2 separate regions of the Homo sapiens genome follow, and region 1 is linked to region 2. The links are chromatin loops, found by intact Hi-C in ENCODE. Cell type or tissue: Calu3. All regions are shown on one strand. Each heading gives the region's core, and the rest is flanking DNA. Links, peaks and the distances in the headings are about the cores only. Region 1 overlaps MAGI1 (membrane associated guanylate kinase, WW and PDZ domain containing 1). Region 2 overlaps MAGI1 (membrane associated guanylate kinase, WW and PDZ domain containing 1).

Region 1 (16,466 bases), core at 3,228-11,227, 190 kb after region 2:
ACAGGACTAATCTTTTCCAGTTCTAACCCATTTGTACAGCGTTCTTCAGCCTTTGGCCTATTAGCAGCGAAATTTCCTTACCATATGAGAGGGCTCATAATTTTTCTTTCTTTTTTCTTTTTTTTTTTTTTGAGACAGAGTCTCGCTCTGTCGCCCAGGCTGGAGTGCAGTGGCGCAGTCTCAGCTCACTGCACCCTCCCCCTCCCATGTTCAAGCGATTCTCCTGCCTCAGCCTCCTGAGTAGCTGGAACTACAGGTGCATGCCACTGTGCCCGGCTAAGTTTTTATATTTTAGTAGAGACAGGGTTTCACCGTGTTGGCCAGGATGGTCTCGATCTCATGACTTCGTGATCCGCCTGCATCGACCTCCCATAGTACTGGGATTACAGGCGTGAGCCACCGAGCCTGGCCGAGATGGCTCATAAGTTTTTGGAACTGACCAGAGTATATTATATTGACTCTTAAAAGCTGAGAGCCAAATGGAATGTTTATTAAATGCCATATACCCTCATCGGAGTAGGGCTGGAAAGACATTTAGAGAACTTCCACTGTCTTTGCCTCCCCTGGACAAGTCCCCTGATGGTGGCTGCTGTCTATTGGTGGACACTAACAAGCATGCAAGCCCTGCTGTCACACTGCCTGAGTTTGATTCTCAGCCCCTTTGCTATTGAGCTGTGTGCCCTCCGGCAAGTTGCTTAATGCTGCATGTCTCCATTTTCCCATTGGTAAAATGAGGATAATAATAGTGCTTCCTCAGAGGTAGGGCTAAATGAGACAATAATTGGAAAGGGCTTAGCAGAGTGTCTGACACATGTAAGCTCTCCTTCAGCATTAGCTTTTGTATTTACACGCACCTAGTTCAAAATTGCTCCTGTAGTGGATCCCTTTCCCCTCTACTAGTCAGTAAACCAGCAGATTTGCCAGTAAAATGTCTTTATTTACTTCCCAGGTACTCACCATCTTTTTTCCCCTCCTGAAATTGCTTTCTCCAGACCTCTGCTGGTTCCAGAGAGGAAAAGTCTACCACAACAACACAAAGCACTCTTTAAAGGAAGACATATATAAATGTTTAAGTAACAGTAATAAGTGTACATGATGGAATAGTTCCTACAGCAAAAGCCTTAAAACTAGCTAAGTCCTACTTGTTTCCCCTCTTCCATATAGGTAACCACTATTAAAGATGCTAGTGCAAATATTCAGAAAACTTATATGTACACAACATATATGTATATCTCGTTTACTTCACTCTGTTATTGCCGTTTGCCCTTAACATACCCTGGAGATCTTTCCACATTACCGCATACAGTTTCACCTCATTCTTTATAAATGCTGCATAGTGTCCCAGTGAATGAGTATATATATATCTCTACATCTATCTATGTATCTATCTGTCTATCTGTATATAAATATATAACTTATTTAACCAGCCCCCTGCAGATGGACATTTTAAATGTCCCCTGCCTCACCTCCCCCTTCTGTTTTTGGTGGTCGTGTTATAAACAGTGCTTCAAGTATATTGTTACGCAATTATGAGCATAACTATAGGGTAAGTTTCTGGCAGCACAGTTTTAAAGCAAGCCTTTTAATGCATATATAGTTTATTTCAACAAATATTTATTGAGTATTTATTTCAGGTCAGACTTTTTTTGTGAGGCAAGGGATATGATGTACAGGGCAGTAGACCAAAACTACCTGACTTTGAAGGTGCTTATGTTTTTTAATTAATTATTTTTGCTAGGGCTTGTGTGGCACATAGTAGGTGCTCTTCAAAGTGCATTATATGCACAAATTCATTTAATCTTCCTAACAAGCCTATGAGGTAGGTTCTATTTATGTCCATTTTACAGAAGAGGAGTATGAGGCCCAGAAATGCCAGTAATCTCTTCTTAGTTCACATGGTAAATCAAAGATAGAGCTGGGATTCAGATTCAGGCACTCTGGCCACAGAGTCTACACTCTTCCCACACTCAGTCTTGTGAGGCAGATTAAACATAAACAATTTTGCTGGGCGTGGTGGCGGATACCTGTAATCCCAGCACTTTGGGAGGCTGAGGTGGGAGGATTGCTTGAGCTCAGGAGCTCGCGACCAGCCTGGGCAACATGGCAAAACCCCATCTCTATAAAAAAATACAAAAATGAGCTGGGCACGGTGGCGTGCACCTGTAATCCCAGCTACTCGGGAAGCTGAGGTGGGAGAATCCCCTGATCCTGGGAAGTTCGAGGCTGCAGTGAGCCAAGATCACACCACTGCACTCCAGCCTGGGCAACAGGAGCAAGACTCTGTGTAATATATGAATGAATGAATGTAAACAATTTTAAGAAAAGTGATGAGTAGGCCGGGTGTAGTGGCTCATGCCTATAATCCCAGCACTTTGGGAGGCCAAGGCAGGCGGATCATTTTAGGTCAGGAATTCGACACAAGCCTGGCCAACATGGTAAAATCCCCTCTGTACCAAAAAAAAATATAAAAATTAGCTGGGCTTGGTGGTGCATGCCTATAGTCCCAGCTACTTGGGAGGCTGAGGTGGGAGAATCACTTGAACCCAAGAGGCAGATGTTGCAGTGAGCTGAGATTGTGCCACTGCACTCCAGCCTGGGTGACAAAGTGAGACCCTGTCTCAAAAAACAAAAAAAAAAGAAAAAAAGTTATGAGTGTTTTGAGAGAAACTACACAGCGCTCCAGAAGCTTATAGAAAGCTTCATCTAGTTTTGGCAGACTCCCTAGAGGAGGCGAAGCTATGAGAGGACTGTGTTAGGTCAGGTGAGAGGCTGGGAGATGGTGTTTGAATTTAGTAATCAGCATGGGCCATGGGGCCTGAATCCACAGAGAACGATGTGATGATGAACCAAGAGAGGATTAGAAGGATGGCTTCTAGAAAGGGAGGGGAAGCAAGCACACCCTGTTTCCCTTAGAACCACTGCTATCCTGTAAGAACTTCCTTCCATGCTGGGAATGTTCAGTATTCTGTACTGTCCATTATGGCAGCCAGTGGTTCTTGTGATTGAGAAACCAAGTTTTAAATTAACTTTAATTCAACATAAACTCATTTAAATTTAAGTAGCCACACATGGCTGGTGGCTTCAGTTTTAGAATAAAAGCTTCTGAAAGGAAGGTTGAGGACCTGCTCAACAAGATCTCTGTCCTCACCAGCTGACTTCACAAAGCAAAGCAGGTCTTAAGAGTTAAGCTCCTTTAAAAAAGAATCATCGTGTTGAATCTTCCCAAAGAGGATGTTATGCAGAGGAGTGGTGATCTTCTTTTGTGGATACATTCTATGACAGGCAAGATGGCAGACAAATAGAGTGAACCAGTGAAGCCTCAAGGCCCAGTAACCTTCAGAATTCTCTTTCAGGCCCAATATTTGCTTGATTTACATTGGTCGGTTGTAGGACTTTACAGCTGGAAATGCAGTAAAGTTAGTTTCTTCAGATGATAGAACTGAAATCCAGAGAGAGCTTGCTTTAAGATACTTCAGGGAGTTAGGGACATAGCCTGGCCAAATGTTGCAGGACTGGGATGCTTTTATTTCCCTTTGCCTGAAAAGTAATGCTTCTTTTGTAGCCTCAGTTACTAGTTTGTGAGTTCATTCATTTATTCATTAAAGATAAAATGCTGAACAAAAGCAGATATGGTTGTGGTCACTGTCTTTATGGGTCTTAAATGTCTAGTGAACAAGACACTTTATTTAAATAAACGAATATCCAATTGTAAGTGTGCGAAGGTCTTTAAAGGAGACCATAAGACAGGGAGAGTGGATGTCTGTGGAATCAAGAAAAAGTACCTCTGTAGAAGTAGTAATTGAAGTGAGATCTGATGGTTGAGCTGGAGTTAGGTTGCTGGATTTAGCAAATAAAAACGCGGAACACCCTGTCTTGCATTTCATCTGGCAACCACAGTTGGAGTTGGCTTTGAACCACGTTGGTGATGGTGGTGGTAAATAGTCAGCTGAATCTGGAGATATTTATGTGAAAAGCTGAATTTGTTAATGTATTGGTTATTGTGAGAACGAGGTAGAAAAGACAGATGATGACAATCCTCCTAAGATAACTCCTAGTTTCTGTCTTCTATTACTGGATAGATAGTGGTACCATTTGTGAAAATAAAAAATACTATAATTGGGGTAGGTTTGCCGGGCAGGGACTCCATCCTGAAACTTTCTATCCACCGACAGCTGTAATGCTGAGAGTAGCATTATACTCCCAACAGAGTAGAGCCCCTTCCTGGCGATGTAAAGAATCTGATTATCATCCCTCACAAGGCATAGAAGTTATTAGTAGAGTTTGTCATTGATCTCTGCTTTACAATTTGAACCAGCTCCTCATTCTGTCACTGAACAGAATTGGCATCAAAGCAAGGTAAAGAAGACAAGAATAAGCACATCTTTCCAACTTGGCCCAACTTCCTAATTGTGGCACTGAGCTTATTTATTTGATATGGTGCTTAAAATAAATCAGCTGAACCATTTCCCTTTTCCCTTGCTTTTCTTTTTTTTTCTGTTGACATTTTTGCTCTGCAAGACAGGTCACTGCCTCAGCCAGCCCTTGGGACTTCTCTAGGAGAGAGTTTACAAGGGATGAACTATTCAGTGGAGGGTGGGGATCCAGACATGGCTGTTTTACAAATGCCTCTGGGTAGAAGAGGCTGATTATACACTTTGAGCATTGCAAAGGTTTTCCTTCAGCATAGAAGTGCAGTGCCAGGGTGACATTTCAAATTGGAGTTATGGGTTGCATATTTCTGCATGTTAATTAGGAAGAGGATGTCAGCATTCAATAATGTTATTGTTTTGCTTCCTAGAAGGTCTGCAAAAAGGCAGCTGCCAATGGTATAATTTTTGGGGACACAGAGATAAAATAGGGGTGAAGAGAGTTCTTGTTTCTGGTTAAAGAAAGCGAGACTGTCTAGAGTCCTGTTCTTTGGCAGGCCTTAGAAGCAGTCTGTTGTGATGAGCTCTGTTGGCAAACTCTGTCGTAGAATGTTCTCTGTTGATAATGAAAGTGACCAAATGAAATCTGTGCTATAATTGGCTGTTCTTCTGCTTATGAAGATGGGGGGAGCTGGCGAAGTTTTCTTTAATTCCCTGCTTAGAGATCCCCAAATATTCCTGGAGTTAAAAGTGTAGATGTCAGAGACAGACTAATCTGTATTTAAATGCCAGTCATCATCTTTGACTTGTGTAAATATCAGTTTCTTTATGTGAAAATGGGAATATTGATGCCTTTTTTTCTCTAAGATTGTTTATAAAGATTAGAGTAAGTGAATATATGCGTAGTGACACTTAATATGTGCACGATAAAGGTAACTTTAAAAAATGTTGTTCTTTGAATATGTGTTGTGATAATACACTCTTTTACACATTAACCCTATTATCTATCTACAACATCAGGCCTGATTGGAGACTGGCAGAGTTGATTATAGGCTAACATTGTGTCAAGCACAGTGCTGGGTGCTTTATACACATTATCTAATTTAATCTTGACAAAAACCTATTAGGTTGCCATGATTTTTGTCTTTATACTGTGTGAACTGAGGCTGAAGAGAGAGAGGTCCCTTACCTCACTCAGGGTCGTAAAACTCTTATGTTCTCCTGTTTGGTCTTGTATTAGAAACCAAATGGCACTGGCAAGAACAAACTGCTAATTATAGAACAGTGGTTTATTGTCCTTCTGTGCATGAACATCCTATTTTTGTAGGGTGGGGCAGGTAGGAAAAGGAAGAGTAAAAAGAAAGTATTGCAGTTTTATGAAGGAACTATCATGTGCTGAGCAAGCAAGTAGCAAAGTGAAGTGATGCAGATCTTGGTAATTCAAATGTAATTGACCGACTGGAAAGAAAGTGTTGTGAGTCATGCTATTAAAAACTGGATCCACAATACAGGTTTTTAGGAGGATCCCAGGCTGGAATTCATGTGCACTATCTGCCTTTATTCATTTACTCATTCTGCAGTGAATTACCGGGTAATGGTATGTGCCTGGCACTGCGTCAGGCCTGAGAACACAGTGGTACACAAAATCAGATGTGGCTCCTGGCCTCTTTGAGTTTATAGTCTAGAGGTGAAGACAGGTACTGATTAATTAAACAGTCTGCTATATACAATAAAGGGCATTAGGAAGGGGAGGTATGTGGTTCCTTGAGAACATATAAGAACTGATAAGGACAGCTTTGATCTAGTCTGTGGGGTCAGAGATACTGTTGCTGAGGATGAGCAGGTAGTAACAGGGTGAGGAGCAGAGGGAGGAGTGGGTGCAAGAGCTGTGAGATGGGGGAAGGGGGCACAGTTTACATGCTGGGGGCTGAAAGGCAACCAGTGAGGTCAGAGTGAAAAGAACAAGGTGAAGGCAATCAGGACAAGTGCTTGGAGAGTGGGCATGGGGCAGACCACTCAGGACCGTGAGGCCAAGGCAAAATCAGATATGCTGGATGTCCATGTATTCATGTACTCTATACATATTTGCACTATACATAAAGAGAGTAAGGTTTTTGTACCTCTCTCCCCCTCAAAAAAGAAAACAATTTTTGCCCCCTTGGGGGTGATATTGCCCCGTTGAAAATGCATGCTGTAGATTCCCAGCCATAGGTGGTCACTACCATCCTGTTCTCAGGCTTATTTGCAAAAGCTTGTCTCATAGGAAGAAGACAGACAAGTACCCCCAATTCCCACCCCCATTTACCTTGGACCAGCCATGTAACTCCATGGCAGGCGTTTCTGCCACTTTGGGCCTTTATGTTTGTCATCTGCAAAAGAGGAATGATTTTCTCTGTCCCAAATGGCTTTGCTACACAAACAGTGTGATCCATGGATCTCAGGCCCACCCTGATCATTACTTAATGTAATTTAATTGTTTGCACATTGAAGCTTGACAAAACTGATGTATGCCATATAGAATGGTTGTGAAGATCGTGTTTCAGTCCAATTTTTACTTTGTATTTCCCATGCCTGGCATTAAAAAGGTTTTCTGTAAGGAAATGAATGAATGAATAGTAAATTTGTATAATTTGAAAGCCATATAGATTTGATTCATCCTAGCTTAAATTCCAGGGTTACAATCCTCCTTAAATATTTTATAAAGCCCTAAAAATTGATTTGCAGTGCCTATTAATTTTTAAATGTGTGTCAGAAAAATATTTTCTTTGGCTTTGTCCTGGCCAGAGATTTTGCTTGTTAATTAAGGCCAGCAGTGGCTTCCTCTTAAGTCCTCCTTTGCCCTCCGCTTTCCTCCCTGGCTACCCTCCCTGTTGAGATTTGTTGTAGAACCAGTTCTGAAAATAGCAGCAGAGAGAACAAGTTTCCACTTGGGAGGGAGCCCAGCCACTGCAGGAAACGTGTGTTGGATAACGCAGAGCCTGTGGGATAATCAGCCTCACGGCTCCTAGACACTGTGCAGCCTGCCAAGTGATAGCCCCAATTAAGTTTTTAATCACTTACAATTTTTCAGATGATTTTTATTTAATACTGTTAAGTCGCGCATACTGTCTGTAAGGTTTGTGTTTCTACATGGCTAGACTTTGTAAGGTTTGTGTTTCTGCTGTGGCTAGACTTTGCTTGATTGTGATGAGAGTGCAAACCATTGCAAAGGTGGAATACTTTCTGGAAGGTTAGAGTCATGAACTCAAATGCCTGAGGGGCCAGACAGGTCAGGTAAGAGGGTGCATAGAGGCAAAGAAGACCACTGGTGACTGTGGCAAACTGGAGCAAGCATGACCCATCCTGCCCATTGCTGCACGGTAAGGGCAGTTCACAGCAGAATAAGAGAGCCAGAGTTGAAATAAGACAGCCAGAGTTTTTGTCCAAAAGCCCAGGGCCGAAAGCAAGCTCTCCAAAAATCAATTCACTCAAAGGCTAATCTGTGAATTATTGAAGACTTTTTGAAGTTTAAGGTTTTTTTACATCTACTCATGCCTCTGCTCATGCCCCTGTATCTGCCTATGCCCTTGCATTGCAGCAGCCTGAGGGCACTGTTCTAGATGGGGTCCAAGATCTTTGTCTGTCAAGGGTCAGGCAAAACCAAGAGGAGGAGCAAAAATTTCTCTGCAGAAATCCTTGATTTAGTATGTTCATGTGAATTGGCTTTAGACACATACTTGCTTTTCAACATCCTCTATAAGAGATGGAGTCCCTGGAACCAGACTTTACAGTTTGTCAAACAGCATTGAGAATCCAGACTTAACTAGAAGCTTTCTAATTTTAAATGTTGGTCACTAATCCAAATTATTTTGAAACAGTGGCGTATGAAAGTTTGAACACTCTGCAGTTAGAAAACCACTAGACAGAATCTTTTCTGTAAAGGTTGTAGGTTTCAGTACGGGAAATAAGAAATAGTGGAGAGATTTGGATAATTATAACACTATCTCATATTTAACACCTTATAGTTTACAGAGTACCTTTGAAAACTCTGCATTAGTTAATTTTCACAATAATCCTATGAGGTTGCTACAGCTGGTGCTACCATTCCCATTTCACAGAGAAAGTACTAGAGAGACTGAGTGTTAGAAGACTTGGTTATTTGGTTATTGACAGGTTTGCTTGCTTAGTGCTCAGTTACCATGTGCAGCACTTTGCATACATGATCTCTTTGATCCTCAAAACAATGTAGTATGGGTGTCATTTTAAAGACTGAAAACATGTGATAGCAACTTTAGGTAGCATTTATCTACCCTCACCATAGTGGCAGACTTCAGCATAGGTTAAAGGCAGACCGTCTCATTTTGTCTTCCTAACAGCTATTCTAGGTGTAAACTAGGTTCTCTTAGAATCCCAAGTTAAAGGCGGACAAAGACTGGCCCAGAGTCACACAGCCAGTTAGTTAGTAGTGGGCTTTCAACTCTGAGCTGTCTCTTCCAAGCCTTTTACCCCATGATATGGTGTGCCAAGGCTCTGCAGTATTGCTCATGGGCCACTCATTAGATTAAAGCCAGTGAAATTGCTTATGTTTGACAGTTTATATCTTCTACAACAGCAATTTCATATGGTTCAATCTAATATTATCTACTTTATCTGCCTCCATTCAATGTTAAACTAATTTTCAGAAACAGGAAACCATTGTGAACAAGTGGATTGTTTTGGGTTGTTTGTAATTGCATTAACAAATCTGCTAATCATTTATTAACTTAAGAAAGATTTTGAACTTGAAAAGTGAGGGTAGGTACCTAATGGAAAATCCACACATATTTGTCAAAGTTAAGTGGAACTTTTATTTTCCAAGCACTTATTATTTCTGCCATAAATGCAGATGTTGAAGTTTTCATTGATTTTAAATGATTAATAATTTTATGAATGCTACTTCAGTTTAATGGCACTGAAACTGAGTGATATGGTTAGGAAATTATGCATATAAAAATTACGAGGGAGGGGTTCCACATCTTTCAGTAGAAGTTTCTTATTTATAGACATTGGCCTTAATTTAACATCTAACTTGAAAATGTACATGATGTCGTGATATAATAATGATTAAGGAATGAAAATTAAATTCATTAGAGCTTTGTCTCTCTCCTTTTTTTCTCACTATGCAGATTATTTTTAAAATAGTTAACCATCATACTTTCCTAAACTTCACTAAAGAGTCTTCAGTTAATGAGAAAGTTAACAGTTTGGCCTAGTTACTTACACCTTCAATGAAGGCATGAGACATCCTTTGATACAACCACTGTAGAAATGCAAGATTAAGTGCATTTCTTGTTTGACACGTGCTAATTTCTTCTTTGCTCAAGTGTTAGCCCCTAAAGACACATGTGGAATGCCTTTCTTCAAGCTGATTCGACTCAATTCTAGCGCCTGTAAGTTGGAAACCTGAAAGAAGATTTTTGAAGATAAGGATAGATTACTTCCTATGAAAACACTTGAATGATTGAGTTGAGTATAAGCCACCAGAATGTGCGTATCAGGTTTCTACCTGGCACCCTTCAAATTTGAACGTGATGCTCTTTCATGTACTGCATTTAAAAAAATGTGTATGTTGAGTTTTCCTGCTGATACAGACTATTACACTCCTCTCAAAGAAAGTGGGTGTGTATCTCTATAAATTTTGATGATTCAAAAAACATTTTAAAAAATTTTAAAACTTTTTATCTTAAAAAAGAAACCTTATTGGCCAGGCATGGTGGCTCATGCCTGTAATCCCAGCATTTTGGGAGGCTGAGGCAGGTGGATCACCTCAGGTCAGGAGTTCCAGACCAACCTGGCCAACATGGTGAAATCCCGTCTCTACTAAAAATACAAAAAAGTTAGCCAGGCGTGGTGGTGCATGCCTATAGTTCCAGCTACTTGGGAGGCTGAGACTGGAGAATCGCTTGAACCTGGGAGGTGAAGGTTGCAGTGAGCCGAGATCGTGCCATTGCACTCCAGCCTGGGTGATGCAGCAAGACTCCATCTCAAAAAAAAAAAAAAAAAAGAAACCTTATTTATAAGAATAAAGCCTGATAGAAGCAATTTTTTTTTTTTTGAGATAGGATCTAGTTCTTTCACCCAGGCTGGAGTGCAGTACCACGATCTCTGCTTACTGTATCCTTGACTTCCCAGGCTTAAGAAATCCTTCCCTCTTCAGCACCCCCAAGTAGCTGGGACTACAGGAGAGTACCACCAAGCCTGGCTAATTTTTGTATATTTTTTAGAGACAGGATTTTACCATGTTGCCCAGGCTGGTCTTGAACTTCTGAGCTCATGTGGTTAGCCCGCCTCAGCCTCCCAATGTGCTGGTATTAGAGGCATGATCCACTGTACCCTGCTGAGAAGCAAATTCTTTATTATCTGTATGTCTCACGGAGACCAGGCTATTACCGTCTCCTTTTGTGGTTTTTTGTGTTTTTTTTTTTTTTGGTGCTTGTGTAATAAAATGTGTTTGTTATGTAACTATGTACTGAGGTTAGACAATGGGGTTGGATCCTTAGGAAGATACAGTGTGTACAGGATTTATTATTATTTACAAATTCTGTTTTACTAAGCATAGAATTACAAACATTAGTTAGGATTGATCCAGCATCTCAGAATCATTTCCTGTCTTCCTGGCCTTACTCTAAAAGATGTGAAGTGGTAAATGGATCGATGGCATTCTAAGGTTGATGTCTTTTATTATGTAGCCGCTGAATATTATTGATTATCAACTGTGTTTTTCAAACTTTGATCTTGATGAACCACCCTTTGTGATTTTGTTCATATGAGAACATGTATTATTTATTTAATGTTATCTTTAAAATAACTTTAAAAAAATAGCTTACTTTTTAACTTTTCAAAAGGAAACTCTTATTACTACCATCCCTATTATGTATTCAGCTGATTAATTTCTTATTATATAAAACTGTCTTTTTAAACTTTAAGTGAAAAATAAGTCAATTTTTTAAAGTATTGCTTTTTTTCTTAAATTCTAAAGGCAAACTTTATATTGGTATCATAACTTACCAGTGAGATTTCTCTATGGCAAATTAAAAATATATGTATCTATTAAAATAAAAAAATTAAAATGTAAAAATCTATTTATGTACAAGTGAGAGTCACATAGCACACTATAGTGGGACCTAAATCAAACTGGGAAAGAGTGGCTGAAAGTGAAGATGGGCCACTACTGGAAGAGTGACCCATACTGGGTGCCACCATTGACACAGGGTTTTCTGTTAAAGCTTGGCAAGGGTTTTTTCCTACCCCGCATGACTCTGAGAGTCAAGCCTGCCATTCAGCTAAAGAGGCGCCACGTGGGGTTTACTGTCCTCCTTTTTAAATATTGCCCTGGTTCCCTCTTGACGAGTCCCCTTATTAAGGGAAAGTGACCTCAACTTTTTAGGCCTGTAAGGATGCCGGCAGTAATGAATTTTTTAATCTTCTGTGAGGCTTGCTCTAAATTGGATTCAGCATTATGCTGGTGCATATATGTAAAAAGATGACCAATTGATATTCAAATGTAATGAGGAGGAAGGTTTACTATTCAGCATAGCCTCCTTTGTTTTTAGCCCTAGTAGGTTGTTTGCACTAAAACAATACAGCTTTCCTCTTCCCATCTGAAATTACTGTGTCTAGCTGGATAGGAAAGATATCTCTTCTAACCCACTCCAGAAATAAAATACAGTTTGTTCTGGTTTTCTAGTTTAATTTTTTTTTTAATGTGCCTAGAGATTTGGATGTGAAGTCTTAAAAAAAAACACAAAGTATTCCTTTTGAAACATGCAAATGTGTCTCTCCATCACCTAGGAAACTATTATGGGACACCCAAGCCTCCTAGCCAGCCAGTCAGTGGGAAAGTGATCACGACGGATGCCTTGCACAGCCTTCAGTCTGGCTCTAAGCAGTCGACCCCGAAGCGAACCAAGTCCTACAATGATATGCAAAATGCTGGCATAGTCCACGCGGAGAATGAGGAGGAGGATGACGTTCCTGAAATGAACAGCAGCTTTACAGGTAAAGGTCAGATCATGTTGCCCTCAATGGACCTGGGGAAGGGATGACGAGGAGGCTTTTGCATAGAGTTTTGAAAAGGATGCTGTTCTCAGGAGGGATTTTGTAGAGTCGCCAAAATTCAAACTTGGACCACACAGTGCTTGCAGAAGAGATGGTCCTTTCCCTGGTCTTCTTTTCATGCCCCTTTACAAGAATATTTTAACTTCATCAGAATACCTTAAAGGAGCTGGGGGTGAATGTATGAAGAAGGCAAACGAGAAATCAGCATGGTTTCTTTCTCTTCAAAATGATATATGTATATAAATATCTGTATTTTGTTCATTGATTTTTTTTGGGGGGGGTAACTTGCAGCATCTCTATCATTATGGCTGGTTGCTATGAAGCAAAATATGAGAATGTGTTTTATCAGTTTAATGTCAGTTGATGCTGTATAGAAGGCCAGCAGCATCCTCTTATATCTTTGAAAGCAGAGATATAATGGAAGGATATTATGTGTTCAGTTAACTTACGCAAAATTGTTATATGCCTTAAAAGGGAGAAAGATGGAAAAGTAAAATTCTAACATTATATCTATATATGCATTCTATATTATATAGCCTATGTATTACTGACTATATTATATATATTTTATCTATATTCAGGGCTGTCTACCTCCGAGCTTAGGTATGTTGTATTTTATGAAGGGATTTTCAAGGACAAGGCCTTTGGGTAAGGCCATACAGGCTGAGTACTGCACAACTCCAGGGGGTACCATTTGCAGGGTATGATGTGTGTTCCCTGAAGGGCAAAGATTGCAGTGAGCCGAGATTGCACCACTGCACTCTAGTGTGGGTGACAGAACAAGACTCTGTCTCAAAAAATATAAATAAAAAAAAAAAAATAATAATAATAATAATAATGTTGCGTGTTCCTTGGGTTAGTGCAGTGACCCAGAAGAGCTCAAGAATATTTTTTACTATATGAAGATTTGACCTTACATAGTAACTCCAAATGTAACAGCTGAGTAAGATAGGAGTAACTTCAGTCTACAGTGTTGTGGATTAGACGAACACCTTGTTTCTTCTGTTGTTATTGTACTTAAATATTGCCTTTAATATTTTAGAGTTATAGCCATGAATAAGTTATCCGTTTTCAACATATGAGATTATCCTCTCCCATAGTGGCCTTTTCTCACATTATTATACTTTGGTCATTGTTTGATTAGCATCAGCTCCAATGAAGGTGGAGATGAGTGGACTGTTTTCCCCTGTGCTACCAACTCTAACAGAATATTTAGGAAAAGTTTGTTATTTATGAATGCTGTTTGCAACCTGTATGGGCCTCACTTAGGTTTTTTAAAATTTATTAGCTAAGCTCAGAGGACTAAAATTTATCAAATGGAAATAAAATTTTTTGGATGAGTTTATTGTCATAGCAGTAGGATAGCCAAACATCTGTGCAAGAAGTGTTAGGTAAAGACAGAGGAGATTTGTTTGTTACCCTGGCTTGGCTCTTGGTAGTTGTCTTTTTAGAAACATTATGCCTAACTCATCCATATGTAAAATGACTCGCTAGGATTGGATCATGTCTGAGTTTCCCCTTTTAGCTGTATGAATTTGACTCCATGAAAATTTCTGTTTTCTCAATTAGAATGGGTTAGGCCAGTGCCTGCCCAATAGTTGTAATATCTAGAAGAAATTTGCCACCTTGTACCTATGTTTTAATTGAAATCAGCTGTTTTCATTCATTTAGGAATCTTTCATCTGTTTATAGTGGCCCTTACCAAAATGAAAACAGATCATGAAACATGTTAACATTTCTTTCAAAAAATCTCATACTTTAATGCCTTGATATTTTGATAAATAAGAATAGCAAATCATGGTATAACCTAAACCATAGTTGTGGTCACAGAAACAGAAGACTTTGGGGGTAGTGTGCGGCAAAACAGTTCTGCCAAGCAGATTGGGTGGTCCCCAAGAAGCTTGTGTGCCTGTATTTGTCCTCTATTTATTAAATAGATTTTTTGGTAGAAAGAAGGAACAAAGTAGAGGTAGTTTACTGTAAGTCTAGATGCAATTTCCTGTTTCTAACTACTATCAATCTCTCTCTCTAGAAGCCATGCCTCAGAAAATCTGACCTCATAAAATCCCCACTTGAAATCCTGGCATCTTAGAACAACTTGTGGGCCCAGATCATCATGGCCAAAATCAGTCTGATGATTAGTTTCCACACAAAACAGAAAGCCAAGTGACACCTGATTGTGTTCCTCACGTTCTTGTCTGATACCAAGAAGGCCAATAGGGTGCACTGAGGAAAAAGTGGCCTTGAGATATGCACGTGATGGGACCTCTTCACAATGTATGGAGCACGTTGACTGTCCCCTCACTTACAACAGTGTACCTGCGACAGCTGACAATCTGTCATACACTAACTCATGCTAAATCTTTCAAATAATTAACACTACCCAGTCCATAAGTATGTGAAACTAGTGGTATCAAAGCATTTTGTGTTCTGAACCACATTAAATAGGAATCCACCAGCCAGTTTGCACGTAAAGTGACAGTGGCATAATGAGGTGTCGGCTTCTGCTTGGGCCAGCTATGATAAAGGCATGAGCATCATATCAAAATGTAGAAATATTATGAAGCCATTAAATATTATATTTACCAGGATATTTTTAATAACTTGCTGCTGTTTCTATCTTAGCTGCCTTTTGCTTGAGTGTTTTGAAGAAGGTATGTCTCACTAAGACGCCTAAGTAACGTTGGGACTGTGCAGACAAAAGATCAAGGAGCCTATTGGCCAGAAGCATCTGGGAAGGCAGCCCACCCCTCCTTTCTGCAGTCATTGATTAAGGCAGAAGCTGAACAGTGAGCAGTCATCCCAGATGCTCACCATGGAACTGACTGTGAACACAAAGCAATGGGACAGTCTTCTACAAATTGTGCCCAAATTATTGACCTAAAAAGAGCCCTTGAGAAAGAACACTTCCTATGTGGGCTTAATGAAGGTAGAGTTAGACTGTTGGCCAAAGCACAGATATATACACAAACAAAGACTTTTGCAAAAATATTGTGTTTATTAGAGACAACTTAGAAAGTGTGTAACAAGGATTACATGCCTGTAATCCCAGCACTTTGGGAAACTGAGGCGGGCAGATCACCTGAGGTCAGGAGTTCAAGACCAGCCTGGCCAACATGGTAAAACTCCATCTCTACTAAAAATACAAAAATTAGCTGAGTATGGTGGTGGGTGCCTGTAATACAAGCTACTCAGGAGGCCAAGGCAGGAGAATCACTTGAACCCCGGAGGCAGAGGTTGCAGTGAGCCGAGGCTGCACCATTGTACTCCAGCCTGGGTGACAGAGTGAAACTCCATCTCAAAAAAAAGAAAGAAGAAAGAAAATGTGTAACAAATCACCACAACTAAAAAGTAACAGATTCATTCATGAACACCTCTGAGAGACATCAAAACATTTCTTAATCATGTTTCTAGGCTTTTTTTTTTCCCAATAATCCCTGATATTCTTAAACATTAGGTTGCTGACACTTCTTTTTTGTTGGTAGAGAGTGATAAAGCATTGCTTTGGAAAGTTAAGAGATAATCATTTCTATAAGAGCTAATGTTTCTCAAGTATGGACTATATGGCAAGCACTTTGCTGAGTTCTTTATGCATATACCAGGGAGGTCAAATACCTTGTCCAGTATCGCAAAACTGGTGAGGGAGGGTCAGAGCTGCCACTGCAACCCAGAAAGTCTGATTCCACAGCCTGAGTGCACACCTAGTATGCTATTTGTGTTTTAAATCAAGTTCATCAGCTTTATGGAGCCTCAGAGATCATGATTGGTTGTACACAGTGGGAGATACACATAAACCTAAAAGCATGTATAATTTAAAACGAGCTTCAGAAATCTTCTTTGACTTGGCTTATGTTGTTGAAGTCACCTTGAAAAGTCCCCAAGAGTGAGTGAGTGTGCATGTGTGTGTGTGTGTGTGTGTATAAAAGCTTGGAAGCTTCTGATTTACTATTAATAAAAATGTCATTCATGTTCGTTTCTGTTTTACAAACGATTTTTATGTGTATTCCATAAACCTCCTGAAAA
Region 2 (16,466 bases), core at 4,170-12,169:
GTGTGCTTGTAGTCCCAGCTCCTCAGGAGACTGAGGCAGGAGGATCACTTGAGCCCAGGAGGTTGAGATTCTGTGAGCTGTGATGCACCACTGCTCCCCAGCCTGGGCAACAGAGCAAGAGACTGTCTTTAAATTAATACATCAATCAATTGATCAGTCAATAAGCTCTCCTTCACAAGAGCTCTCCTGTTTGAATGATAAATGGTATGGTCACCATAGTCTTATCATATTCAAATCAGAGACAGATCAAAAGGAAGAAATGAATGACCTGCCAGAGATGGTGCCGTATAGCTTGTCGAAGACCTGCTGAGGGCTGCTGTCCCTTGATGGGTCTAGGCTGAGGTGAGGATGGGTAGGGCACTGGAATCCAAGGGAGATGCTAGACCCATACTACCTAATGTCATGGAAGAATAGAAAATGTACAAAGGAAAAAGTGAGAGCGGTAAGGCCTTTGTCTATAGGATGCTGTCTGAGCTTTCTTGTCCCCATACTTAGAAGGGAAAAAGCTTTGGGATCAAAGAGAGAGAGAACTAATCTTTCTACCCTCTAAGCAAGGACCCTGTATGCCTTCATCCCACTTAAGAAGTAAGCCTGAAATACGAGTTATTTGGCCATATCCTGGTCCTACAGTAGTCCTAGTCTTTGCTACCACCCAAGCCAGCTTCATGGAAACTAGGCCATATTGGCATGCAAGACCGAGAGTACTGTTTTAAATAAACATGCCCTGGATTTATTCTAGTTTATAGGAAAAATAAAAATAATTTGCAAACCAGCAACAATTATTAACACAATTTTTGGTGACATTTCCCCCCACCCCTGTTGGAAAACAGTGGGTTTGAAAACCGCCGACCAAGAGTCGTGGGCCTTGAGTCACAGGCAGCGTGCAGAACCTCCTGAGGATGCTCCCTGTATCTGGTTCTGTGTTTCTGTGCCCTGGACTGCCGTTCTCCTTTCTTCTTGATAGCCTTTCTTTCCATGGGCTTTTTTATTTTTTTTTTCCGGAGACAGAGTCTTGCTCTGTCACCTAGGCTGGAGTGCAGTGGCATGATCTTGGCTCACTGCAACTTCTGCCTTCTGGGTTCAATGAATTCTTGTGCCTCAGCCTCCCAAAGTGCTGGGATTACAGATGTGAGCCACCGTGCCCGGCCCCAGGGGCATCTTGATTAAGCAATAGGAATGCAGTTAAGGAAGTGATGAAATTTATCAAAGAATCCTTAGGAAATGTCAGCTATAGCTCTTATCACCATGGCTGTCTGTAAAAGGGTGGTCCTGAGATGAAGTAGTCGCTGAGTGCTGGATTTTAAGACCTGTCTCACTGTATGGAATTCATATATCAAACACAATGAAAATGAAGCGTATGTGTGACAGTTGAGTATGAGACTTTTATTTTATTTTGTTTTTTTTTGAGCTAAGGAAGTAGGCAGGTAAACAGAAAACCTTCACTGCAGAATTGACACACTGTAGGGGAAAATTGCTTTGTCTGTCCAAAGATATGCTTAGCTGACGAGAAATTAAACAACATGATTGAGGAGGAAAACCTGAATAAGTGGAACACGGAAGTAAAAAAGGATTCTGTCACTATTTACGCCCATTATTCAAGTTGGAAGATGGGATGATTCTTAATTATTTATTTGGGTGTCAATGCGGATAGAAAATCACCATCATAGAAGGATACATTAAAATGAGTAAGAGATTTTCAAAATTCACAGAATAAGTATGTCTGGAATTTTGCAGGTTTTCAGGAGCCTGTTGAGTTCCAGGGTAGGAGAGAGATGTCACGCCAAATGACAGTTTTCTTGTTCAAGGAGCGTGAACACAACAGGCTGACAAAATTTGAAAAGAGCAGTGCTGATGAGCAAAAGGAAAGAGAAGAAAGGACGGCTCTGGGCTTCCTGCTCTCAGTGAGGCAAGCTGTGGGTTAGTGTCAGTTAACCAGATATGAGTATGCTTCCAGGAGTGTGGCATGGACTTGAGGAAGTGCCAGTTACCTATTCCCTGACATGATCTGTTCCCTCCACTCAGGGCCAGTGGACATCTGTATGTACGTTTCCCTTAATCCCATTATGTTTTTACTTGATACCAAGTAGCTCTTTTGTTTTGTTAGCAACAAAGCTTGATTTAATTTCTTGGTTTGCAGAGTAGATACTTAAGAAAAATGCAAAACTACTCTCACTTTGCTGTATAAGCAGCTAATTTTTTTTTTACCTTTTTATTTTATTTTTTAAAGGTTTTCTTTTTTTATCATTATACTTTAAGTTATGGGATCCATGTGCAGAACATACAGGTTTGTTACATAGGTATACATATGCCATGGTGGTTTGCTGTACCCATCAACCCGTCATCTACATTAGGTATTTCTCCTAATGCTATCCCTCCCCTAGCTCCCCATCCTCTGACGGTCCCTGGTGTGTGATGTTCCCCACCTGTATCCATGTGTTCTCATTGTTCAACTCCCACTTATGAGCGAGAACATGCGGTGTTTGGTTTTCTGTTCCTGTGTTAATTAGCTGAAAATGATGGCTTCCAGCTTCATCCATGTCCCTGCAAAGGACATGAACTCATCCTTTTGTATGGCTGCATAGCATTCCATGGTGTATATGTGCCACATTGTCTTTATCCAGTCTATCACTGATGGGCATTTGGGTTGGTTCCAAGTCTTTGCTTTTGTGAACAGTGAAGTGGCTAACTTTTCAAGGGACAGGAAATACAACCTGCCAATGATTAATATGGTGTTGGATTTTTGTCTTCATGTGCAGCACTTCCAGTGATTTAGTGCATTCCTTTGTGGATTGGGGTTCGGCCAAGGTGCCTCTTTTGGCATATGAAGAGTTTGACCTTTGACGTGGATACGAAAGAGTGGGAGAAAGTGCAGAGGTTCCCACCAAACTCCCATACTAACTGCAGAAAGCTGTGAGGTGTGGAGAGTGAAGGAACACAAAGTGATGATTCTCTCTCTTAAATCATAAGTCTGGGTCCAGTGTTGACTTTTAACTACCTTCCTGTTTCCACATGCTGAGATTCTTCTCTGATACCTTAAGCACTCTGCTCAGTGTTTTTCTTCATTGCATCTGTCAGTTACATGAAAATCCCCTTTGGTCACTGAGATCCAAACCTTGCCGGTGTGTCATTGAGCCAGGTCAAGTCTTCGATATGACTGTGCTCCTACCCTCAACCCAGCCTTTGGCGTTTGTGCCTTAGTGACTGCAGAAGCCTCTTAGTCTTCCCATCTCCACCTTGCTCTATACCCCTGCCTTGACCCTAGCTGGCCAATAGTAAAAATCCCCTCCCAAAATATTTTTAAGTAAACAAACAAACAATACAAAATAACGTTTAAAAATAGAAAATGAAAAGTTAAAAAAAATCCTAAATGTTTATCTCCTCACCTTATTTAGCCTAGTCTGAACTCTAAAGATTTTCCTAGTGCTTCAAAAACTATAATGTCTGCACGTTCTCCTAATCTTAAACTACCCTGAATTGTTTATCTCTTTCTCATCGTGTATGTCCCTCTCCACCATAAAATTTTAAATTTCCGAAGGGTCCTGCACAGCTCATAATAAAATACCAAGAGCACGGGAGTCATTGAATTAATAATTGTTGAATTAAATTAAGTACATCTGGTAAAATCCCTTTGAATAGCTCATTGGTAATGGAATCTGGTATGTTTGTATGTGGGGAGCAAACTGGGATATGTCGTTCTGTATTGTTGAACACAATAGTGTCCCTCCAGAAAAACACTGTTGATTTTGTGTGATTCATTGACAGATTCAAAGGATGGTGTAACCATCTGTTTTCTAAAGCTCCTGAGAAAAGAACAAAAGGATTGGGCTTGGAGTTGAGAATGAGAAGAAGGGGGTAGATAAAATGTAGAATTTTTTGCACTGCTTAGCTTGTGTAACAATTGACCGGATTAGCCAGGAACTCTGCCACCTCCTTCCTGAGTATGAATAAAAAGGAGTAGTTTCTCCTTTGATGGAGATGCTGGACACAGCTTTTCCTAGATGACCTTTCTGGCCTGGTCCAATTCTGCATTTTTAATTGGAGTGTTTTTCTTCCTTATTCTCCAGATTTATTTTTTAAATTAACAAAAGAAGTACGTTTTTTAAAAAAAATCTGAGGATTCAGAAATTTATAAACCAAAAGCCTCTGCTCCAATTACTTTTCTTGGAACTAACCGTGATTATTGCAGTCATGATTATTTGCTCTATGTATTTTCATGCTGTTTAAATAGAGACACGTGTGTGTACATGTCATGGCTTTTTTGAAAATGTGATTAAGGTTTTCATCCTGTCCTTCAGTTTGCATCTATCCTCATCATTGTCATGTGTGAGTGCGTAAGTCTCATTTCTTTTTAATGGTTATGTAGAGTTTCTCTGTATAGAGAAACACCATAATTTTGTAATTGTGCCCATATAGATGTATATTTGGGTTTTTCCAAAATTTACTGTTAAACATAATGCTACAAATAGCCTTTGTGCTTTTACTACAAGCTTGTCAAAAATATGAACTCAATTTATCACATGCTTTCTTTACATTCTTTGCTGAGATAACCATGTGGTTTTTCTCCTCCAAACTATTGACATATATAGGGTAGCTTAAAGTCGTCAAACAAGGTGAAAATTGAGTCCTGCCATAATTATCTTTGAAAATCCATTAAATCATCCCTGTTTGTGCTCTAGCATTTCTCAGTAAGAGCAGCTCAGCCCAATTGTTTTTTTCCAGTATTGGAACAGAATGTTGTTTCTTTGGTTGAACCCATATGAAGTGGTTGGCTTGTGTTCTAGAGCCATCTATTATCAAAGACAATTGTTATCAGTTTTGTTATTGTTGTTGTTTGATTTTGTCTTGTTTTTAGCTTACATCGTTGAAATTCATAAACTAGAGGTACATGTGCCGCTGTGACACTGTAATGAGCCACCTCATTAGATGGCTCCTTGAATTTTTGAATTAAGACCTACTTGGTCTGTGATGGGTTTATTTTTTTGTTCTGCTTTTAATACACTGGTGAATTCATTGTGCTGCCCCGTTTTGTGAATTCATGTGAGTTTTTCTCTGTGTATTCTTCACAAGTTCTCTAATAAATAATTTTTTCTGTGTTCTGTAATGTACTATTAATAAAACTTTCAAGTGGTATTTTTCTGGCATTTCCCCCGTTTTTAAATCACCATTTATACTTTGGCAGAAATTACTTTGAGATTGATGACTGCAGCTTTCCAAATTGATTTATTCTAGGCAAGCATCTTCTACTATTCTTGAAATTTGGAGGCCATGGAGGTTCTGTTTTTAAGGCTGATATGTTGCTGTTTCAAATTATACTTGAAACTCCGAACATATGGAGCTTTTCATCCACCCTTCCATCACCCACGTAAATGAATATCATAATTTTATTTTCATTTGGCCTCATGAATCTCAGTGCCCACACATTGTGATTGAGACTGACAGTGTGGTTGAAGTTTTGTTGGGGAGATCAGAGAGCATCTGGTCAGAATGTTTCTCCTCCTCTAATTTCTGATTCCTTTATCTTACGAGATACAGCAGAGCCAGCCCCATGAACACTTGGAAAGTGCAGCTCTGGAATATCAATGGAGCCCTCTCTCCTGTCTGTTGGGAACCAGGAGCAAAGGCAAATTGGGAATGCATTTTTCAGTGTCTACAGGAAGTTTGAAGTGTATTTATTAACACAAAATGCATCTGTTGGGCTGCAGTGATGAGATTAATCCTCATTTTTAAATATTTGATCTGTAATTGATTAAGCCCTTGAAGCTTTTGCTGTAGTACAAATTTAGACTACTGATGTGCCTGGGAAGTGCACCAGGTTCTGAATTATACAGCGGGTTGCATAGTGGGCAACCTTCAAACCAGAGAACACCTGGGGCCAGCAGGAGTGGGAATACTGAAAAAGTGAAGGGCGCACTGGAATTTTTTAAAATTTATTTTGGTGATGACTCTGAAGGGAAAGGCAGTGTTGAAACTGTCTGAGAACATAAAGCCTTGGAATTAACTGCTGCTAGAAACGAGGGAAAGCCAAACTGTGTTAGTTAGTAAAAGAGAAAGAAGGGGTTGTTCTTGTGATGCATAGCCTCTGACACCTTGGCCCCTTTCCTAAAAATATAGTTCCCATATGTGGAGTTTCACAGGCACCTCATGGGCTTGGGAAGGTCTGTGATCCTAGGGGAGAAATAAAATGACTGGTTCTTGAAAATACATTTGAGGGCTTGAATTCTTCAGCTTTGGCAAGAATCTTAACCAAAGGTCTCATGCTGATAGGGCTGAGATCGGCTTCTCTGTGCTTGTGTATTGTCTTGTTGGGCTTGTCCAACATCCAAAATCCACAGGCCATAACATGCAGAAATCTTAGCTACTTAACATCATTTTTAAGAGCTCTTTTGTTATGGTCATTGCTTATATCTTTAATGTCATCTCCTGTTGCATTCTTGAACACTAGACCTAACCTTATTGAGCTGTCGTATAAGCTTAAATTATTAGTATTTTTTGAGATGGAGTCTCGCTGTGTTCCCCAGGCTGGTCCTGAACCCCTGGGCCCAAGAGAGTCTCCAACCTCAGCCTCCGGAGTAGCTGGGACTACAGGCACATGCCACACGCCCAGCTGTGTATGCTTAAATACGAGGTGACTCTAATAGAAGGCATTCCTCCATTTAGCTAATGAGAAGAATGAGGGAGAAAATGCTTTTGTTTTGCCAACTTGAGTAGATAAGCTTTTAGGACTATAGGTGAAATAGGAAACGCCTATTTATAATATTTATTGAACTAGACATACAATAATATAATTTACAAATCTCTGTGCCCACATGTTATAGGAATGTGCACGCAGGGCTCACCAGTAGTGAGATGAGTGAGGTGTTTGTGTCTGAAGATCCAAATGACTGTTGTTTCAGAGAATGTCAGAGCTGGAAGCACCCTTAGAGATCCTGTCCATGGTCCTTACCTCACAGATAACGAAACTGAGGCTCAGTGTGGGCACACAGCAGGCTGTGGCAGAGCTGAGTTCCTACTTTTTCTCAAATTGGAGTAGGAGTATCTCTGGAGGATGTAGGTATCCAAGGTAATATGCCCCAGGGGCTAAATATGGTACACCTCAACAAATTATCTATTTAACCCGAATATTTGGTCATACAAGTTAAGTAGTTGAACTATAAATATTTTATACATGTTTTTACGTAAAAAAACAGACACAGGTTACTCTGGTATACAGCACAAGATTCATATAAAAGTTTAAGATAAACTAAGACATCAGGAAATTTGAGGCAGTTATTTTAGGCTTCACCTCCAGATCATTAGAAGAAATTCATTCAGTGTCTGGCCATGTAAAAGGGTATAAACATTAGGAGAAATGTTTAAGAGCTTCTGCACTACACCACTTAGAGTAGTGTACGGATGCTGTCCCTCATGTAAAACTTCAGTCATCGAATCTTAATTTAGGTGAACAAAAACTCGCAAGCCCAGGCACAAGTGCAACAGCTCTGTGTACCACCGACAGATGGCGCTGGCGGTCATTTATGTGATGCCCTTTTGAGTTGGGAACAAATATTTTTTAATACTCACCTTCGCAGAACCTGTCATAACACATACATTGAGAAACTAGGATAGAAGAAAGCAATTTATCATACTTGATTATGGCCTGGTGGCATATCACCTAAGATTAATTGATTCCCTTCTACTATAATTTTATACTCATAAAGAATTGAAATAATTTCTTTTAACACTTTAATAGTGGTTAGGGCCCACCCTTGATAGAGTGCACTGGTAGTACGTGCTTTAAAGGAATGAATTTGAATTATAGTTACAAGTCTGTTTCCTCCGAAATCAGTTTCTAGTAAATGGATTTATTGGTATCTGATCAACTGAATTGATAACATGCAATTTCTGAGCAGAATTCTATTGTGGTTTCATAATCCAGGACATTTTCTCCTTCTTCTCCGTGCCTTACAGACACCCTTCTATTCAGTATCCTTTTAAGGATGTTTTTCCCCCTCTTCAATGAAGATTGTTCCTATTTTTACTTTAACAACCCCAGGCACTTTCAAATGTAATCATTTTCATCCTATTTTTACACATGGGTATATAAAGTAAGTGTGACCTAAACCGATATAATCTGATATATCTATAAATTAGTAAAATTTTTTAAAAATGGCTTCTTTGTCAGCGATTTATCATCAGCAGTTTCTCCTTTGGAGCTTAATTAGCATATACAAATACAGCAAAGACTAATTCTCTAAAGTACTTTCTTGCCATGGAACAGATTTGTTTTGAGTTGGAGATAGGATCTGGGATTGTCAGACTAAAGCCTCCATGTCTGAAGTGTAGACAATGCCCACTTTTTTCTTTTGCATTTTGCTTCTTAAATGACATGAAAGCATTTCATGAATCTGAAAAGAGGAGCACACTCCCCAGTGTCATTTGGAGTCAAGGTTTCTAGTAAATTCAGTTTTGGCAATACTGGTTTGGGGATTTTTTTTTCCACCCAGGAATGCAGCAACCACTTTGCATAATGGGAAAATTGCATCTCCAATTTGGGATTCAGTTTTTACCTACCTCAGGTGTGTGAAGTGGAAACTAACCTTTTTGTAGTGATAATTGTGCCCAATTTTGTATCTATGGTGAACTGATTGTAAGTCTATCACGGGTCAGCTTTTGGCCAGATTTCCTTATGAGGATTTCCTTATGAGGATTGGAGTTGTAGGAACTTTTTTTGGTCATTACACCCTCTCTGTGCAGTGTGAATAGAAGCCTGTCAAGGAGGGAAGTGATGGGTATCTGAGTGATTTCACAGACTGGATTGTTAGCCATGGAAAGGTTTGACACACAGTCTAGCTTTGCCCACTCAGTAGCTAGATAAAGAAATTGAGGCACAGAGAGGGCAAGTAACTTTCTCAAGATGACATAACTAATTGGTGACAAATGATGGACTATTCTATGGGACCCCTTGACACTCTGATTCTCTGAATCAGTGATAAGACTTGCTATCTGCATTTTTAACCCATTAAAAATATACCCTAGGCATTTCTAATATGTAGCCAGGTTTAGGAATTCCCTACTTTCTTTCTTTTAATTTATAGCAGTGGTTTTCAACCGGTGGCAGTTTTGAATTGCAGGGGGCATTTGGCCAGCTCATTTGGGTGAGTTGGTTCCTATGGGAGACATTTTTAATTGTCACAAATGTCGATTGCTCCTGGTATCTAGTCAGTAAGAGCCGAGGATACTGCTGCACATCCTACAGTGCATAGCAATGCAGAGCAAAGATTTATCCAGCCCCAAATGCCAGTAGTGCCAAGATTGAGAAACACCTGCTTTACAGTGATTCATAGCATTGGCTCTAGAGTGCCAAATCCCGGTTCAAATTTTAGCTCTTACCAGCTCTGTAGTACTAGGCAACATAATCAGTCTCTTGAAGCTCAGTTGTCTCATCTGTAAAATGGGGATATTAACAGTTTTACTTCACAGGGTTGTGGTGAGGAGTAATGTAAAGTGCTTAGAAGAATTGCATGGCTGATTCTACATTCTCAATAAGCATTAGGTATTATGATAAATATTAACATCATTACAATTCATGAGTTTCAGTTATTTTACATCATAAAACAGCTAAAAACAGTGAATGAATAGCTCCCAACAGGAGAAAGTTACATAAAGCACTTTGGTACATTCTAGAGGCTTAATACATGCTTGTTGGTTTTTACTTAATTAAAGAATATGAATGTGGTTGTATATGTGCCTGTTTACCTTGGCTATTTTTCTGTTTATATCTAGTAAGAGTGATAAGTAGCAAATTTGCCCAGTTTCAGGGCAAGGGCTATATTTATCTGCATTAACTATGGAGACCACTGAGGTTCCCGGGGAAGAGATGAACAGTGGATAAGCTCCATGGGTACCAAACATGATCCCAGAGAAAGAAACACGTACCAACTATGTGGTTCATTAGCTTTGCAAAAAATCTTAGCAAGATTGTAAACTCATTGCAGGTAAAGACCTTTGTTATAATTCTTCTGTAGTCCATAATGTCTATGGCTATGTCAGACATATTGATGGTACTCTATAAATAATTATTTTGGGGTTGAGGATTTGAGAGCAACCTCTAAATTTTCATGAAACCTACATAAAAGCCAGGAATTCAAATAACTCAGATTCTGCTTGAGCCATATTAAAAAAAACTTCAATGTTGGCAATAATGAAGCCAAGCACTTATGTGTATATATATATATACACACATGGCATATGTGTTATATATGTGTGTATGTATACATATGTATGTATATGCATATATATGAGGAGTCTTCAAAAAGTTCCTGGAAAGTACACAATAGGATACAACTATACATGGATTTCAATGTTTTTTCCCCACAAGAAACTCATACTAACTTGTTATAAAGTAGCTGAACAGGATCTAGTTTCAGGTACTAAGAATGATGAGACATCAGTTTGAAAAGAACTTCTAATCGAGCAACATGAATTCTGCTAAAATCGAAACAAGAACAAATATCAAATTTGTGGTGAAATCACTGATGCTTTACCAAAAGTTTATGGGGGCAATGGCTCAGAGAAATCCACAGTTTACAAATGGATAATTCATTTTAAGAAAAGATGAGATGATGTTGAAGATGAAGCCCACAGTGGCAGACCATCCACATCAATTTGCAAGGAAAAAAATTGATCTTGTTTGTGCTCTAATTGAAAGGGACCGACAACAGCACAAATAATAACCAACACCATAGGCATCTCAATTGGTTCAGCTTACACAATTCTGGCTGAAAAACTAAAGTTGAGCAAACTTTCCACTGGATAGGTGCCAAAACCATTGCACCTAGATCAGCTGCAGACAAGAGCAGAGCTTTCAACTGCAATTTTAAACAAGTGGGATCAAGATCCTGAAGCATTTCTTTGAAGAATTGTAACAGGAAATGAAACATGGCTTTATCAGTAGAATCCCGAAGACAAAACACAATCAAAGCAATGGCTACTAAGCGGTGGAAGTGGTTTAGTCAAAGCAAAAGCAGACTGGTCGAGAGCAAAGGTCTTGACAACAGTTATTTGGACTCTTCAAGACATTCTGCTTGTCGACTTTCTGGAGGACCAAAGGATGATAACATCTGCTTATTATGAGAGTGCTTTGAGAAAGTTAATCAAAGCTTTAACAGAAAAATGCCAGGGAAAACTTGACCAAAGAGTCCTTCTCCACCATGACAGTGTTCCTTCCTGCTCATTCCTCTCATCAAACAAGAGCAATTTTGCAAGAGTTTCAATGGGAAATCATGAGTCAACTTTACAGTCCTGATTTGGCTCCTTGTGACTTCTTTTTGTTTTCTAATCTTAAAAAGTCTGTAAGGGACACCCATTTTTTTCTTCAGTTAAAAATGTAAAAAAGGCTGGGTGCAATGGCTCACAGGGTCAGGATTTCAAGTCCAGCCTGGCCAAGATGGTGAAACCCTGTCTCTACTAAAAATACAAAAATTAGCCAGGCTTGGTGGCAGGCACCTGTAATCCCAGCTACTCAGGAGGCTGAGGTAGAGAATTGCTTGAACCTGGGAGGTGGAGGTTGCAGTGAGCCGAGATTGTGCCCCTGCACTGCACTCCAGCCTGGGCAACAGAGCGAGACTCCATCTCAAGAAAATAAACAAATAAATAAAGATAATGTAAAAAAAGACAACATTGACATGGTTAAATTCCCAGGACCTTCAGTTCTTTAAGAATGGACTAAATGGCGGCTGGGCACAGTGGCTCACACCTGTAATCCCAGCTCTTTGGGAGGTCGAGGCAGGTGGATCACAAGGTCAGGAGTTCAAGACCAACCTGGCCAAGATGGTGAAACCCCGTCTCTACTAAAAGTACAAAAATTACAGCACGCCTGTAACCCCAGCTACTTAGGAGGCTGAGGCAGCAGAATCAATTGAACCTAGGGGGCAGAGGTTGCAGTGAGCTGAGATTGCACCACTGCACTCCAGCCTGGGCGACAGAGTGAGACTCCGTGTCAAAAAAAAAAAAAAAAAAAAAAGAAAAAAAAGGACTAAATGGCTGGTTCATCACTCACAAGAGAGTTTTGAACTGGTTGGAGCTTGCGTTGAGAAATAAAGTTTATATTTTTAATTTTTATCTTTTAATTCCATTTTTACACAAACTTTTTGAAAATATGATGTTTATGTGGTATGCTGATAAATGTTTAACACCTGGCTCTGGCAGGGGATGACTGATGTCTCTGAGTACGAAGGTAGGAAGAGGTGCTAACATTTGACTCTCATGAGCCAGTATAAGCTTACTCCAGTGCACAACTATTTAATAGCACTTGTGTGCCAGGTACTATGCTAAGTGCCTTATTAAGTGTATTCGTTCATTTAAACCTCACGTCAACCCTTCTGGTGTAGTGGTATTATTGTCATCCCCATCTTGCAGATGGAAAAACTGAGGCACAAAGAGTTTAAATGCCTAGCCCAAGGTCACATGGCCTGTTAGTGACAGAGTTAGGATGAGAACCTAAGCAGCCTGGGTTTGGAGTTCATGGTCTGAATCTCAACATTATACTATTATCTCTCAGAAAAACCTGATGTTACTAATTTACGTTTTCATTAAATTAACAGAAACATTACACAGGGAGCAAACTCTTAGTACGTAGCTATACTTGATGAAAATCCCTTGCACTGTGCCATACACATGTCCAGCTGCAGGTGGGAGTGTTAAAAAAAATTGGTTTCTTCTTGGCTGGGTGCGGTGGGTCATGCCTGTAATCCCAGCACTTTGGGAGGCCAAGGTGGGTGGATTACTTGTGCCCAGGAGTTCGAGACCAGCCTGGGCAACATGGCAGAACACCATTGCTACAAAAAATGCAAATATTAGCTGAGTGTGTTGGTGTAGTCCTAGCTACTCAGGAGGCTGAGGAGGGAGGATCACTTGAGCCCAGGAGGTTGAGGCTGCACGGAGCCATGATTGCACCACTGTGCACCAGCCCGGGTGAAAAAATGAGATCCTGTCTCATAAAATAATAAAATAAAATTCAATTGGTTTCTTCTTTAAGAGTATAGAATTCATCCTGAGAACACAGTCATTCCTCCTGGTGCTCTCACTTGTCCCACACACGCAGGCATTCCTTCCCCAGTCTGTGCAAAACACACATCACACTTCTCATGCGGTAGCATCTCTGATGGCCTTGGAAAGTATAATTAAGTTTTACCTTCTGGCTGCTTTTCTCCCAGGAATCGGCCACCGTGGAATTCTGATGAACCAAACTGTGTTCTGTATTATATTCGTTCATGCTATTTAAATCATTTTGAAACCTCCCCTCCCATGCTGGTCCACCCATCTCTGATACCCACATACTGTAGTCCTACTTTCCCAATTTTGAATTGTCCCTGAAGGCCTAGCCCATTGCCCCTTCTTCATGGGAGCCTTCCTCATGGCATCAAATAATTTAGATAAATGATTTTTGAAAATGAAAGTGTCTATAATTTGAACACCTTTTTTCCTCTGTTCTCATTCCGGGCAGAAGGAATGCCATTTTCACTCACTGCGAACAAATAGGACACTGCTGTTTATCTTGCAGGAGACCATTGTTTTTCTCATGCTCATCTTTCCCAGTGGGATAATTGTAGGTATGTCTGAAGGCTTCATCTAGTTTGGGATGGATGTTTTCATGGAGGAAAGGGTATTGAAGCGCAGCGCTCATCTCCCCCTAATGGTGGACCTTGCCTGTGGTCATGAGCAAAGGGTGCAGCTGTGGAATTTCTGGAAGAGTCCAAAGCTGTCTCCGTGATTGATCTGTGATGAATCCTTGCACTGGAGAAATAAGGGTAAGGAATTTTCATCAGAATGTGGAGATGGCCATGAGGGGGAGGTTGTTTCATCTTTTTCTATGGCCTCCACCAGCAGGATAATAAAATAACACTTCTCAGCATTGTTTCCTGGAACTTATAGGTTTGTAAAGGAAACGCATGGTCAAATCAGTTTGGGAATTGCTCACTGAAACATAGTTTAGACATGTGTCATTCCTATCTTCCCTTCAGGGCTTCTCAGAGCTTTTACTATGCTAATATGTGATTGAATGTCTATAAGGTTTTATAATAAGCAGCATTTTCCAAACTCACCTGCCTTGGAATTTTTTAGTCTCAAAGCATTCTCTCTGACTTGTGTTCAGTGGAATAGCCTTTGGAGAATTCTATACTGGAGAGAAAGATTGTTGGACATCTGGGGATGGCCATAAAAATCTATCCTGAGCATGAGTCTTGTCATCATTCTCTTAAGGAAGTATATTTCCAAATCACTATTTATAGTATCTCTGATTATCTTTTAATGCTCTTTGTACAGTGCCCTGGCTACTAAGATAATAGTACATTGTGAATGCACACACACACATGGAAAGTTTTAAAGAGGTGGGAAATTTGCCGAGAGTAACAGGGAGTTGATGGTGAATCCCTGCTCTGGACTGATCAACATGAGTCAGTGTATCTGTGATTAGTACTGAAGGGCTCCTAACTCAGCAGGTAGACTTCTGGCTAGAGTTCTGGGTGGAGTTACTTTTTCAGTGACCATATGGAAAGTGTTTGAATTTTTTTTTCCTTAATGGTTTAAAAAAGTTGTGGCCTGGAAGCAAGGATATAAGCCAAACAATTTCACAGCATGAGCCCTCTGTAACTGTAAGGCGCTCTATGGTATACAGATTTATCAAAAGTAGGAAGAATAGTTTTTTTAAAGATTTTTGTTGGTTTTGTTAGCATGATGTATCACAGTGGTTCATAAACATGGGTCTGTGGATGAGGAGCCTTTAAAACATTTAGATTTCTGGGCCCCGCTGTTGAAATTTAGGAACTTTGAGGGGAAAGCCCAGGAAATGTTCCAAGAGTGATCCACATACTGTCAGTTCTTGTTTTTGTGTCTGTGTGTAGTTATGTTGTATAAGGTCACCATGAACACTTAATTAGCAAATACTGATCTGCTAAGGGAAATACAGGATTAGGTTCCTGTGAACTTCTGGTCACATTTTCATCAACTGATCAATACATAATTGTATCTTACTTGTATTTCTGTTTAATGACACTTTAATGTTCATTTCTTTCAAATCACATATGCAGTATTTCTTTATAATAAGATGTCACTGAGAAGGGTTGAACACTTTCCTGATCCTTTACAGCAATGCTGTTCACTATGTTTTTTCAAATTTTTCTTCTCACAAATCCACAAATTTAGCCTGTTTTCCATCTTTTCCATAGCCTCATCATGCACTATAGATGTTACCTTGGCAATCTGTGGCTTGGCCTCAGATCAGCCAATTTCCGTTTTCTTTTTCTGGACATATATTATTGTGGATTCATTAACACCGAATTCACAGCTAAGAGCCCTGTAACTCATGCCTGAATGAAGCATATCCAGCACACCATTTTCTCTGTAAGGCTGGTAAGTTTTAAAGAGGTAGGAAATTTGCTGAGTGTGACAGGGAGTCAAGGGTGAACACTTGCTTTAGATTGATAGCATGAGTCAGTGTATCTATGATTAGTACTCAAAGGCTCTTCTGCCTCAGCAGGTAGACTTCTGGCTAGAATTTTGGGTGGGGTTACTTTTTCAAGACCACATGGAAGATGTTTGAATTTTTTTAATGGTTTAGGGCAGTTGTTGCTTGGAAGCAAAAATATAGGCCATATACAGCCTTCTTGCACTTAGAAACACTATATAGACTTCAGCACTACAATTGGAGGTCATTTTAAACAGAGAAATTACCATCAAAAAGCACAAAAATGTGAAAGAATGGCACTAAATAGACTGTAAAAAGCACATTTGTTCACAGTGTGAGACCTGAAACAGAAGGACAGGCCATGGTCTTGTTTGATCTCCACTGGAAACATACTCATTGGGCAACTACAATTTTTCACTGCTCTGTACATGCCCATAAAATGTCGTGAAAGTGCTGTGAGTATTGATTTTGAGGTTTCAAATAAAATTCAGTGAGTAGGCAAATATGCAAATATGGAATCTGTTAATAGTGAAGATTGACTATTTTTCTCCACAGAAACTGGAATGAGAAACCACTGGTGTGGTCGAGTTCAAATTCCTCCCCTTTGCCACTTGGATAAGTTATTTAATTTATCTTGGCCAGAGTTTTTTCGTCTGTAAAATGTGGCAATATCAGAAGCTACCTTGTAGGGTTGTTACGAGCATTAAATGAGATTATGATCTGAGAACAATAGCTTATACATATACATATTCTCTGAATAAGCGCTATTAGCCTTTATTGTTATTGGTGGTAGTAATGATGTTACTAGACTCAGAGACAGTAAACCTGAGTATAGTGTCTACCTGGGCCACGTTATGCAAGTGGCTTATTTTTTCTGGATCTCTTGTTTTGTTTTTCATGAAATACATACTGTAATAATTTCTTGGCGAACCTGTTATGAGCATTCTGTGAAATATCCTAGGTGACAATTTGTTCAGCACTGAAGCCCATTGCAATAGTAGTTGGGAACTGTTGCAATGGCATG

Evidence for each region. Peaks named below come from ENCODE experiments on the same cell type or tissue, not always from the same donor. Only the 100,000 strongest peaks of a DNase experiment are listed, where the experiment ranks them.
Region 1: a loop joins it to region 2, with 2.8 times the contacts of the local background. A loop is called at or near these places in 2 of 110 quality-filtered maps.

The regions. Positions count from the first base shown.
Region 1 is chr3:65,474,509-65,490,974 of GRCh38, reverse strand. MAGI1 (membrane associated guanylate kinase, WW and PDZ domain containing 1) reads left to right here. Exons shown (of 23, transcript NM_001033057.2): 4 at 12,177-12,383. Among named protein-coding and RNA genes, the nearest start is that of LINC02040, 310 kb to the right of the region's middle. In Calu3, for the core only: no CTCF peak of the experiment used is centred there; a DNase peak (open chromatin) is centred at 7,264.
Region 2 is chr3:65,664,098-65,680,563 of GRCh38, reverse strand. All of the region lies in intron 1 of MAGI1 (membrane associated guanylate kinase, WW and PDZ domain containing 1), which reads left to right. Among named protein-coding and RNA genes, the nearest start is that of MAGI1-AS1, 220 kb to the left of the region's middle. In Calu3, for the core only: a CTCF peak has its summit at 7,476 (motif pointing right); a DNase peak (open chromatin) is centred at 7,483.